2 separate regions of the Homo sapiens genome follow, and region 2 is linked to region 1. Evidence: chromatin loops called from intact Hi-C (ENCODE). Cell type or tissue: ovary. All regions are shown on one strand. Each heading gives the region's core, and the rest is flanking DNA. Links, peaks and the distances in the headings are about the cores only. Region 1 holds the start of CLIC6 (chloride intracellular channel 6). Region 2 overlaps RCAN1 (regulator of calcineurin 1).

What was found. Peaks named below come from ENCODE experiments on the same cell type or tissue, not always from the same donor. Only the 100,000 strongest peaks of a DNase experiment are listed, where the experiment ranks them.
Region 2: a loop joins it to region 1, with 4 times the contacts of the local background. A loop is called at or near these places in 3 of 110 quality-filtered maps.

Annotation. Positions count from the first base shown.
Region 1 is chr21:34,666,564-34,672,003 of GRCh38, forward strand. CLIC6 (chloride intracellular channel 6) reads left to right here and starts at 2,431. Exons shown (of 6, transcript NM_053277.3): 1 at 2,431-4,199. The coding sequence starts at 2,826. RefSeq lists silencers at 2,724-3,163, 4,064-4,143. In ovary, for the core only: no CTCF peak of the experiment used is centred there; DNase peaks (open chromatin) are centred at 2,772 and 3,904; H3K4me3 peaks cover 1,740 bases.
Region 2 is chr21:34,600,648-34,605,958 of GRCh38, forward strand. All of the region lies in intron 1 of RCAN1 (regulator of calcineurin 1), which reads right to left. Among named protein-coding and RNA genes, the nearest start is that of RCAN1, 12 kb to the right of the region's middle. In ovary, for the core only: a CTCF peak has its summit at 2,582 (motif pointing left); a DNase peak (open chromatin) is centred at 2,594.

The sequences.
Region 1 (5,440 bases), core at 320-5,319:
TATAATAGAAAATTTTAAAATGCTTATTATCATTAAGTGAAAAATTCTACATTCTGCAGACAGAATGTTATTTTGAGAGCCAATGTTAATGTGAGTAAATGACCCCAAACCCTATAAAAGAATAAATCCAAACCCTATAAGATCAAATAGCCTTGTGTGATCCACAGGATCAGTTTCCAGGACAGAATAGACTTTATTAGCATTGTTTTTCTGCAAGGACATTATTCAGGCCAGTTCTCAGCCACTCAGCCAACAGCTTTGTTTCCGACTGTGCCAAGTCTGCAAACAGTAGCTGATCATCTTTAGCTCAATTCAAAAGGAGGTTTTTCTAGATATTCCAACCACACCCCCCCCCAATAGCCAGCACATTTCTATCAAGTTTGATTGAGTTAGAGTTTATGAAATATTTCCTGAATGACTGAATACACACGTGCCTTCAAATACATATGCACCAACCTGAACTAGTTTTGGAAAATACTTTCCTCAGTTAGTTTTATACTTTGGGGGGTAAGCTAATGTCACAAGACACTCTATTGACAGAAATTCTTATCTACTGACTTTGCTAAAAGAATTTGCTAAATATTATTACTCGCATGAGTGTCTTTAATTTGGTTCTTTGTAAACATTGAGCATTGAAGACGGTTTGTTATTAAGGACAAAGTTATGTATCTAACTAATCTCACATTTTTCTAAGCAGCGCAAATAAACCCAGAGCCCTTCAATGGTTCACAGGTCCACAATCCTTTTATACACATTCTGAAATCCTAAAAGGCTCTGAATACTGAAAGCTGTTTTGGGAACTCATCTAGAATCAGAACCAGAAAGGCTTGAACTCAGCTGGAGGTGAACCTAAACTGGGGGTGGGGGGCCTGAAGCTTGTATGATTTTACCATATCTCACCAAATGTGATGCCTGTCTTACTGCAGAAATATTAATGTGTTTGATCACAAAGTGATGTTCTGTGTTATGTAATATACAGTAAAATCACTCAATCATCTTTCTAACAATTCTGTTTTCTGAAACACATCCGGGCTCATGGGATTTGCATAAAGCACTGTAAACCTGTACTGTGTTTGCTGTTCCGGGCTGAACGTGCTGGCTTCATCTTTCTTTACAAGATAAGGGTGATGGCTGCTACCTTGCCCCGGTGAATGCAGCAGGATTCCTTTTCTAGGTGCCTAGAGCTTTTACGGCTCACGTGCATCTCTGGCTCACCTGTGTGAGTGTCATGCTTTGACTAGATGCCACTTTGTGGTGATGAAGCTTCTGGCCTGTACCTACCCAGACAGAGCACAGCCTTGGAGAAAGGTAGCATGAAGCTGAGTGTCTCTGGGCTCCTGTCCTGTCATCCATCAGTGATGAGCAATGGGAAGTAGAAGGAGACACATTATGTTCATGGCCAAAGGTGTGACCCCAAGCCACATCAAAGGCACACCCAGCTCTTTCAACGAAAACAACCTTCTGTGGGCATGAGGGGCTCATGTATCTTAGGCCAATATCAAAGCCATATAAAGCCTGATGAATCAAGTCAGTCTTGAGCTGGGATCCCCGTTCCACCACATTTACATAGTGCCACCTTGGGTAACCCAGTTTCTTGGTAACCCACTAGAAGTAGCCTGGCTTATAATAAACTTACGACATACTTTTCACCATAATAACTTCCTTTTTAAAGTAGGTATTGGGTCTGTGATCCTGGGAGAACCCTAACCCAGGGAATTCCATAGCTCCCCTCTTTCACATCTTGGATTTTCTTTTCTCCACCTCCAGATTCCCAAGCTCTTAACTTGGAGGCAGAAGCACTGGTGGTGAGTTTAGAAATCTAGGAGAATCAGCAAGATACACAGACTCTTACAGTCTTAAGAGACCCGGGAGATGAAGGTGTAACCTTTTTCCAGCGCAGGGCTCCCACGATCCTCCAGACAGGCCCGGAGAAGCGGACCCTCATGGACAACAGCGCCCATCTCTGGTCAGAGAAACTCGACTGGCTCCTTGTGCGTCTATATGAGGGGCCTCTGGAACCTCTCCGGGGGCCCTGCAGACATGGGAAGGCGGCCAGCGTAGCCTCCCCAGCTTCTTCTCTCAGGGATTTACACCCTTGCTCTTGGACATCAGGCACAATGTGGACATCTTCAGTTGGGTACCGGGGGAGCTTGATGCTTCACTCCTGGGGTAAGGTGGGGATTAGGTGTTTGGGTGTCGGGGTGTGTGTTTGGAGGGGGTGATTTAAGTGACTCTGGAACTTGAAGCCATTCTAGAGAACAACACCCAAGCGGCCAGGAGAACCAGAATCTTTTCATCAACATCCACAAGGGTCACGAGAAAGGCTGTCATTGGCCAAGCTCCTAGGCTACCCAAACAAAGGAGGGAGGAGGGGAAGACAAACCCCGCCCAAGCCCCAGGGGATGGAGTTGGCACCAAGGACTTCTGGTCAACCCCAGGACAGCGGACAGCGGGCCGGGCACTTCCAAAGGCGCAGGAGCGAAGCAGCCCTCTCCAGCCGTGCACTGCACCTCCGCGGCCCGCGGGCGAGATTGGGGTCCCGGTGGGAAGCAGACGCGCAATCGGGGAGAAGCTCCAGCAGTGGAGGAAGAGTCCAGGGAGTTTCAGCTGGGCAGAAGGGGCGCAGAGGCTTGGGGCCAAGCGGAGTTTGCCCTGCGGGTCCTGCGCAAGGCCCCAGTGCCCCGGCTAAACCTTTGCCGCAGGATCCCGGAGCCGGCGTCCTTCAAGGAGCACAGAGGGCCCCGTAGCACGCCCCTTGCCCAGCGCCACCGACCCTTAAGCAGCGTCAAGGAAGGAGTCCCGATCAAGGACAGGGATCTGCGGCCATGGCCGAGGCCGCGGAGCCGGAGGGGGTTGCCCCGGGTCCCCAGGGGCCGCCGGAGGTCCCCGCGCCTCTGGCTGAGAGACCCGGAGAGCCAGGAGCCGCGGGCGGGGAGGCAGAAGGGCCGGAGGGGAGCGAGGGCGCAGAGGAGGCGCCGAGGGGCGCCGCCGCTGTGAAGGAGGCAGGAGGCGGCGGGCCAGACAGGGGCCCGGAGGCCGAGGCGCGGGGCACGAGGGGGGCGCACGGCGAGACTGAGGCCGAGGAGGGAGCCCCGGAGGGTGCCGAGGTGCCCCAAGGAGGGGAGGAGACAAGCGGCGCGCAGCAGGTGGAGGGGGCGAGCCCGGGACGCGGCGCGCAGGGCGAGCCCCGCGGGGAGGCTCAGAGGGAGCCCGAGGACTCTGCGGCCCCCGAGAGGCAGGAGGAGGCGGAGCAGAGGCCTGAGGTCCCGGAAGGTAGCGCGTCCGGGGAGGCGGGGGACAGCGTAGACGCGGAGGGCCCGCTGGGGGACAACATAGAAGCGGAGGGCCCGGCGGGCGACAGCGTAGAGGCGGAGGGCCGGGTGGGGGACAGCGTAGACGCGGAAGGTCCGGCGGGGGACAGCGTAGACGCGGAGGGCCCGCTGGGGGACAACATACAAGCCGAGGGCCCGGCGGGGGACAGCGTAGACGCGGAGGGCCGGGTGGGGGACAGCGTAGACGCGGAAGGTCCGGCGGGGGACAGCGTAGACGCGGAGGGCCGGGTGGGGGACAGCGTAGAGGCGGGGGACCCGGCGGGGGACGGCGTAGAAGCGGGGGTCCCGGCGGGGGACAGCGTAGAAGCCGAAGGCCCGGCGGGGGACAGCATGGACGCCGAGGGTCCGGCAGGAAGGGCGCGCCGGGTCTCGGGTGAGCCGCAGCAATCGGGGGACGGCAGCCTCTCGCCCCAGGCCGAGGCAATTGAGGTCGCAGCCGGGGAGAGTGCGGGGCGCAGCCCCGGTGAGCTCGCCTGGGACGCAGCGGAGGAGGCGGAGGTCCCGGGGGTAAAGGGGTCCGAAGAAGCGGCCCCCGGGGACGCAAGGGCAGACGCTGGCGAGGACAGGGTAGGGGATGGGCCACAGCAGGAGCCGGGGGAGGACGAAGAGAGACGAGAGCGGAGCCCGGAGGGGCCAAGGGAGGAGGAAGCAGCGGGGGGCGAAGAGGAATCCCCCGACAGCAGCCCACATGGGGAGGCCTCCAGGGGCGCCGCGGAGCCTGAGGCCCAGCTCAGCAACCACCTGGCCGAGGAGGGCCCCGCCGAGGGTAGCGGCGAGGCCGCGCGCGTGAACGGCCGCCGGGAGGACGGAGAGGCGTCCGAGCCCCGGGCCCTGGGGCAGGAGCACGACATCACCCTCTTCGTCAAGGTAAAGCTCGCTTCCCTCAATTCTTAGGACGACCCCCTTCCATTCGAGGTCTTGGTCATCTCAGATCCCAGAGGGACGCGCAGGGAGGAACCCTTGGTGGTATCCTGATTGTCATCAGGCGCTTCCATGCGCGGGCGGTAGGCGGGACAGCCGGGATTTCCCGGAGAAGAGTTTCCAGGGCATTTGCGGGAGGACTCAATGGTTTGGAAGCAAAGACTTTGGGGGTGGGGGCGACGGGGAGTGCGATGGGGGCCAATGAGGATGTGGGGTTGTGGGTTCAGCATCCCACTGTCCTTTGACCTGAACATCCTAACCAGCCCTCCTAGTCAGGAGGTTATTAACGAATTAACTAAAAAGTTAAAAAAAAAAAAAAAAAAAAAGAAGAAGAAGAAGAAAAGCAACGCACCCTATTGGTGTTCAAAGGGATTTCTGCCAAAGGAAGCTTTAATACTTGAAGCCAAAAAACGCAGACAGGTAGGTTCAATGTGGGAGGTGCCTTCCAGACTCAATCTCGGAGACCCAGAGCTGGTCAATGTTTTCAACTCCAAAAAGGTATTCCATTTTGGTAGAATCAACAATGTACGTTTAGGGGGGAATGGAGCCTTATTGACATAATGTTTTTTGAACGTTTTAACATTGAATTTGGAAGAATACAAGATGCCGGTGACTTGAACATCATCTGCTTGTATGTCATGTTTTTAACCTCAGTTCACATGGGAAGAGAGCAAGGATTCTGTGAAGGAATCTGTAGAGACACAACTGAGGAAGTTTTGAATTTAAACAGGAATTATTTACAAGGCATGAAAAATGAAAGAACAAAGCTCAGCAGCAGTTCACACCAGGATCTTTGTTTAAAAAGCCTTTTCTGAGGACCTTTGGCCAGACCCAGGAAAGTTGGAGATAATAAGGTCAAGAATGTGCATTTCATGTTGAATCATAATCCTTCAGAAATACTTCCAGGCTTATAGAAACCAGTTACCATCTAAATCTCTCTGGCTGAAATGCAAGCACATTTTAATAAGTAAAAGGAAATGCTCCCAATGTGATTAACATCAGAATTTTAAGAATTGTTTGGGTGGCGAGGGGCTTGGGAAAGAAGGGGTGTGTGTGTGTTTCTTCCCTAGTGAGAAGGTGCTGTTTCTGGCTTTTTTCAAGACCCTGGGACATAACCTCAGGACACCAGCCCCTGAGAGGCTGCTGGGAAGAGCTGGAGCGCAGTGCTGCTGTGTGACCCCAAATCT
Region 2 (5,311 bases), core at 261-5,260, 66 kb before region 1:
TAATGATTTTTATGCTTTATAGTTCATGAGGCTTTCATATTCATTATGTTGAGATTTATTTTCAAAAAAGTGTTTAGAGTCTTAAGTTGTTTGCAACTTTGTAGCAAAGCTCATTTCACATTAAAACATCCTTTTAGCAAAGTCTCAACATACTATAGTGAAATTAATACAGGTTTTTCTAAGCATTTATAAGTGTTAATAAGCCATGCCAGTCTGCTGGCATAGCATATATGGTGCTGCGGTATTCTGAATATTCAGTATCTAAATCTGTTCATTTCATACACACATGCACGTGTGTTCACAAACACACATGCATGCAGGCACACACCACTGCAAAATTTTTAAGCTGCAGGACCCCCTGGCCTGAAAAAATGCACACAGCTTCTGAAAGTGCCTAAGTTACTCATGGGAAAATAAAGCTTATTATTTAATGGACTTAACAATATTTTCTTGTTCATGATGATGTTTTACTTCCACTGATACACAAATATTTATTAAGTGCCTACTATGTGGCAGGCACTGTCCCAGGAACAGGTTAAGCAGCTGCAAGCAATGTAGACACTGTAATTTCTGCATTTTAATAAAATTGCTAACTCATACTAAATACTTACTATGAGCCTGATATTATTGTAAGCCCTCTATTTGTATTATGTCTTTTCATCCTCACAACACAACCCCAGGAGGTAGGAGCTTTTATAATCCCACTTGATAAACCAGGAGACCTAAGTGCAGAGAAGTTAAGTTACTTGCCCAAGGTCACACAGCTGGTTACTGGCAGAACTGGGATTTGAATCCAGACCAACCCTCCTTACTGCTGTACATTGATGTAGTTTAACAAGAACAACTCTAAACTAAGGTGGGTGTCCATCTATAAAGAAGGTGAATGCTAGGCTGGGCACGGTGGCTCACACCTGTAATCCCAGCACTTTGGGAGGCCAAGGTGGGCGGATCACGAGGTCAGGAGATCGAGATCATCTTGGCTAACACGGTGAAACCCCATCTCTACTAAAAATACAAAAAATTAGCCAGGCGTGGTGGTGGGCGCCTGTAGTCCCAGCTACTTGGGAGGCTGAGGCAGGAGAATGGCGTGAACCTGGGAGGCGGAGCTTGCAGTGAGCCGAGATCGTGCCACTGCACTCCAGCCTGGGCAACAGAGTGAGACTCTGTCTCAAAAAAAAAAAAAAAAAAAAGAAGGTGAATGCTGTCCACATTCAGGATTCAGAGATAACAGTGATCACATGTGTAGGTATAGACACCTTCACACTCACTGCACTCTCAGCTGAGCCATGAAAATTACTAAGATTAATAAGCAGCAACAAAACCTGCACCTAAAGAAAATAGATGCACAGAAAAATAAGCAAAAAATTAAACATTGACCTAATATAAAACTGGTAACAACATATTCATTGACATTAAAACAAGATCCTTCATAAAGACTAAATAAATATTTTCTGAGTATCTCCTGTCCTTGATACGATCACAAACGTTACCATGCTACATGCAATTCTCACAGCATCCTAGTAAGCCACCATCTAGACCTCTTTACAGACACAAAGCTGAAGATGCTCAGAATCTCAGGCACAGCCCCGAAGGCAGCCAGCTGGGTCCACTTCATTCCAAGCCACAAATGCAACACAGAATGCTCTGTGCTGCCTCTGCATAACCACCCCTTTCACTAAATGCAGGAAGTCACCCCCACAACCAACAAGCTCTATACCCGCACCCCATTTCACCCTGTGTCTAGTTTGAAAGATACATCTTGAATTTAGCTATTCTAGAAAGAGATACCAATACAAATGAACCCTGAATCACTTTCCAAACACCTGCAGGTGTTTCCAGGCAGTTCATGAACTGTAACACAGTGAATTTTTCTGAAGGGTGGTCTGTTTTGAGGGGCTGCACAGCAGTTTTACTGATTGCGGACCAGACCACCTGAGATCTACAGGTTGGGATGCATGTGAGGGAAGCTGTACAAATTCCCCAGAATCGTGACTCCAGCCCAGAACACTGTCACTACTTGACTAGAGTGGTGGTAATTCTGGAATCATCCGGGTGACCTGCCTACCAGCAAAAGCTTTTCCTTCTTAATCTACTGAGTAACCTAATACCTGAAGCCAGCTCAGAAAATTCCCATTATCTCTGAAATAAAATGTTTTCATCTGAGTTCTCTCTCTGTATTTCTTTATGCTGATATTTTCATATTTCATATTCTTTTCATAATAATGCTGATAATTTCAGTCATCTTCAGGAGGAGGGTCATTCCTTTCAAAAGTCTCCCCTTCAGGTGAGCACGTTCCCCTATTTGTATTCTAAACAAAGCGGGCAGCATCTCCCAGCAGCAGGGAATAGGTCCACTCAGGAAGCGGCTTTCTCACCTGCACAGTTTCTGCTGGAGGGAGAGGGGTGTCTCTCCACTTGAAAGGTTCAATTACACACTTATCTTTATAATAATAGCTTCTCTGCAGCACAAGGCATGACTTCTCCCTTCTGAAAGTGCACTTTGCCTTTGATGCCTGAAATAAAGTGTAAGTCAACCAGCAAGCTCCACTGCAGCACACACATGAAGTTACTGCCCCCCGGCGGCGACCGCTGGTCTTTGAACAGCATTGGACAGGCCCTCGGTGCAAAGCTCTCCGGCCCCTCCACAAGCTGGAGACTGCTTCTCCCTACCTGCGGCCTGGGGACAGCCTTCCCTGGCAATATTACCGGGTTCCAGCTGGCTTGGACTCCCGAAGTCCCCCGGTTTGTATGCTCCGGGTTCTTTTGGATGGCGCTGGGAAAGGGGAGAACATTATTCGTTGGAGAATTAAGTGGGCAGAGTAAAACCAGCAGGCTGCAAGAAAAAAAGACCTGCTTTTGAGTTTTGCTAGTATCTATTGAGCACCCTTGAGGAAATTTCGTCACCCTTCTCAGCACGAATTTCTCACTGAAGAGATGAAAGGCACAGCCTTGGAAGAACCTTCTGGTCCCAGGACTTCGAGAACCCCAGAGTCGGATATCCAGTTACCCCGGGATTCCACAGTGCTTATTATTTTTATAAAGGGTGAAGAAGTCTCCTTCATCTATGAAATGGGGAAATAATAGTATATATCTTAGAAGGCTGTAAGAAGGATTCAAAGAGATGATGTACCTAAAATATCTGGCACAAGTGGTAAGTGCTAAGTAAATAGGAGACCTATAATTGATTGTAAGTATAATTGATTGTAAGTGCTAAGTGAATAGAGGACCTATAATTATAATTTATCACTCAAGCTTCAGAGTGGGAGAGGGTGCTACTAATGATTTCACTTGGATGACAGGCATAAGCCAGGATGGACAAAGTGGATGAGACATGTCACCTTATCAATCAATAATTGCCATCATGACATTTGGAAAAGTCTTCAATGTTGGCAGATGTTTTGAGAAACATTTTACTCAAGTGATCTGGCCTTGTGAGGCTATTTTTGGCAAATCTTCAAGCAGTAACTGGACAGAATCCGTCTTGGGGTCACTTCTTTTTTCTTTTTGAGACACAGCTCTGTTGCCCAGACTGAAGTACAGTGGCACAACCTTGGCTCATTGCAACCTCCGCCTCCCGGGTTCAAGCGATTCTCCTGCCTCAGCCTCCCGAGTAGCTAGGATTACAGGCGCCCACCACTACGCCCGGCTAATTTTTGTATTTTTTAATAGAGATGGGGTTTTGCCACGTTGGCCAGGCTGGTCTTCAACTCCTGACCTCAGGTGATCTGCCCGCCTCAGCCTCCCAAAGTGCTGAAATTACAGGGATAAGCCACAGCACCCGGCCATCTTGGGGTCATTTAAATCATCCCTGACACAGGGGTCATCTCAGATCAGTACTGTATATGTTTCCAAGACCAATTAAAGACACAAAGTTTAAGTGACTGAAATGTACCTCCTCTCTAGCCACATGCTGGACAAAACAGGGTACGGGTGTAAGCCAGAGAAGCTGTGTGGAAGAGAACTAGAATCACATTGAAGAAATGCTCTTTTTGAGCAGATTCCTACATGGAAAACTCTGATTTACCTTATGAGGGTGTGGGGAATGACAGGCAAGTGGGCTGTGAGTTCCGTGAAGGGAGAGGTGGTGTTTGTCATTCACCAAGATCTGTCTAGAGCTGTGCCCTCCTTACACTGGGGAAGTGGGCTGCCAGCCTGGGGCCCCACAGCTGGTTTTGCAACCAGCACAGTGCTCAGAACAGAGATGGCACCCAAAAGGTATTTGTTGAATAAATGAATGAATGAATGGATTGATGGAGCCAGGATTCAAATCTGGGTCTGCCTGGTGCCAGTGTCCAGGCACTGCCTTCCACCTGAGCAGCAGGGTGCCACCTGCCTGGCACGCCATCGGCATGCATAAACATCCATTACATATATGTGATAGTTAATATTAAGTGTCAACTTGATTGGATTGAAAGATGCAAAGTATTGTTCCTGAATGTGTCTGTGAGGGTGTTGCCAGAGGAGATTAACATTTGAGTCAGTGGACTGGGAAAGGCGGACCCACCCTCTATCTGCGTGGGCACCATCTAATCAGCTGTCAGAATAAAAGCAGGCAGAAGAATGTGAAAAGACTAAACTGGCTTAGCCTCTCAGCCTCCATCTTTCTCCTGCGCTGGATGCTTCCTGCTCTCAAACATTAGACTCCAGGTTCTTCAGCTTTGGGACTCAGACTGGCTTCCTTGCTCCTCAGCTTGTAGACAGCCTATTGTCGGACCTCACCTTGGGATTGTGTGCGTCAATACTCCTTAACAAACTCCCTTTTAACTCCTCTTTATATATATCGATCTATCCTATTAGTTCTGTCCATCTAGAGAACCCTAATATAATATAAATACATGACTGAAAGAATGAAGAGTCGTAACTCATGTGAATCTCTGTTTCCCGTAGGTAAAAACACTCTCTTCACAGAGCTATCCTAGGATTGAAATGAGATGTGAAAGATATATGAAAAATTCACTCGCATTAATGCCATGCTTTAAGATGATAAGCAGCAGCCAGGTGGAGTGGCTCACACCTGTAATCCCAGCACTTTGGGAGGCCGAGGCGGGTGGATCACAAGGTCAGGAGTTTGAGACCAACCTGGCCAACATGGTGAAACCCTGTCTCTACTAAAAATACAAAAATTAGCCGGGCGTGGTGGCAGGCACCTGTAATCCCAGCTATTCAGGAGGCCGAGGCAGGACAATCACTTGAACCCGGGAAGCAGAGGTTGCAGTGAGCTGAGATCGTGCCATTGTACTCCAGCCTGGGCAACAGAGCAAGACTCGGTCTCAGAAAAAAAAAAAAAAAAAAAGATGATGAGCAGCACAGG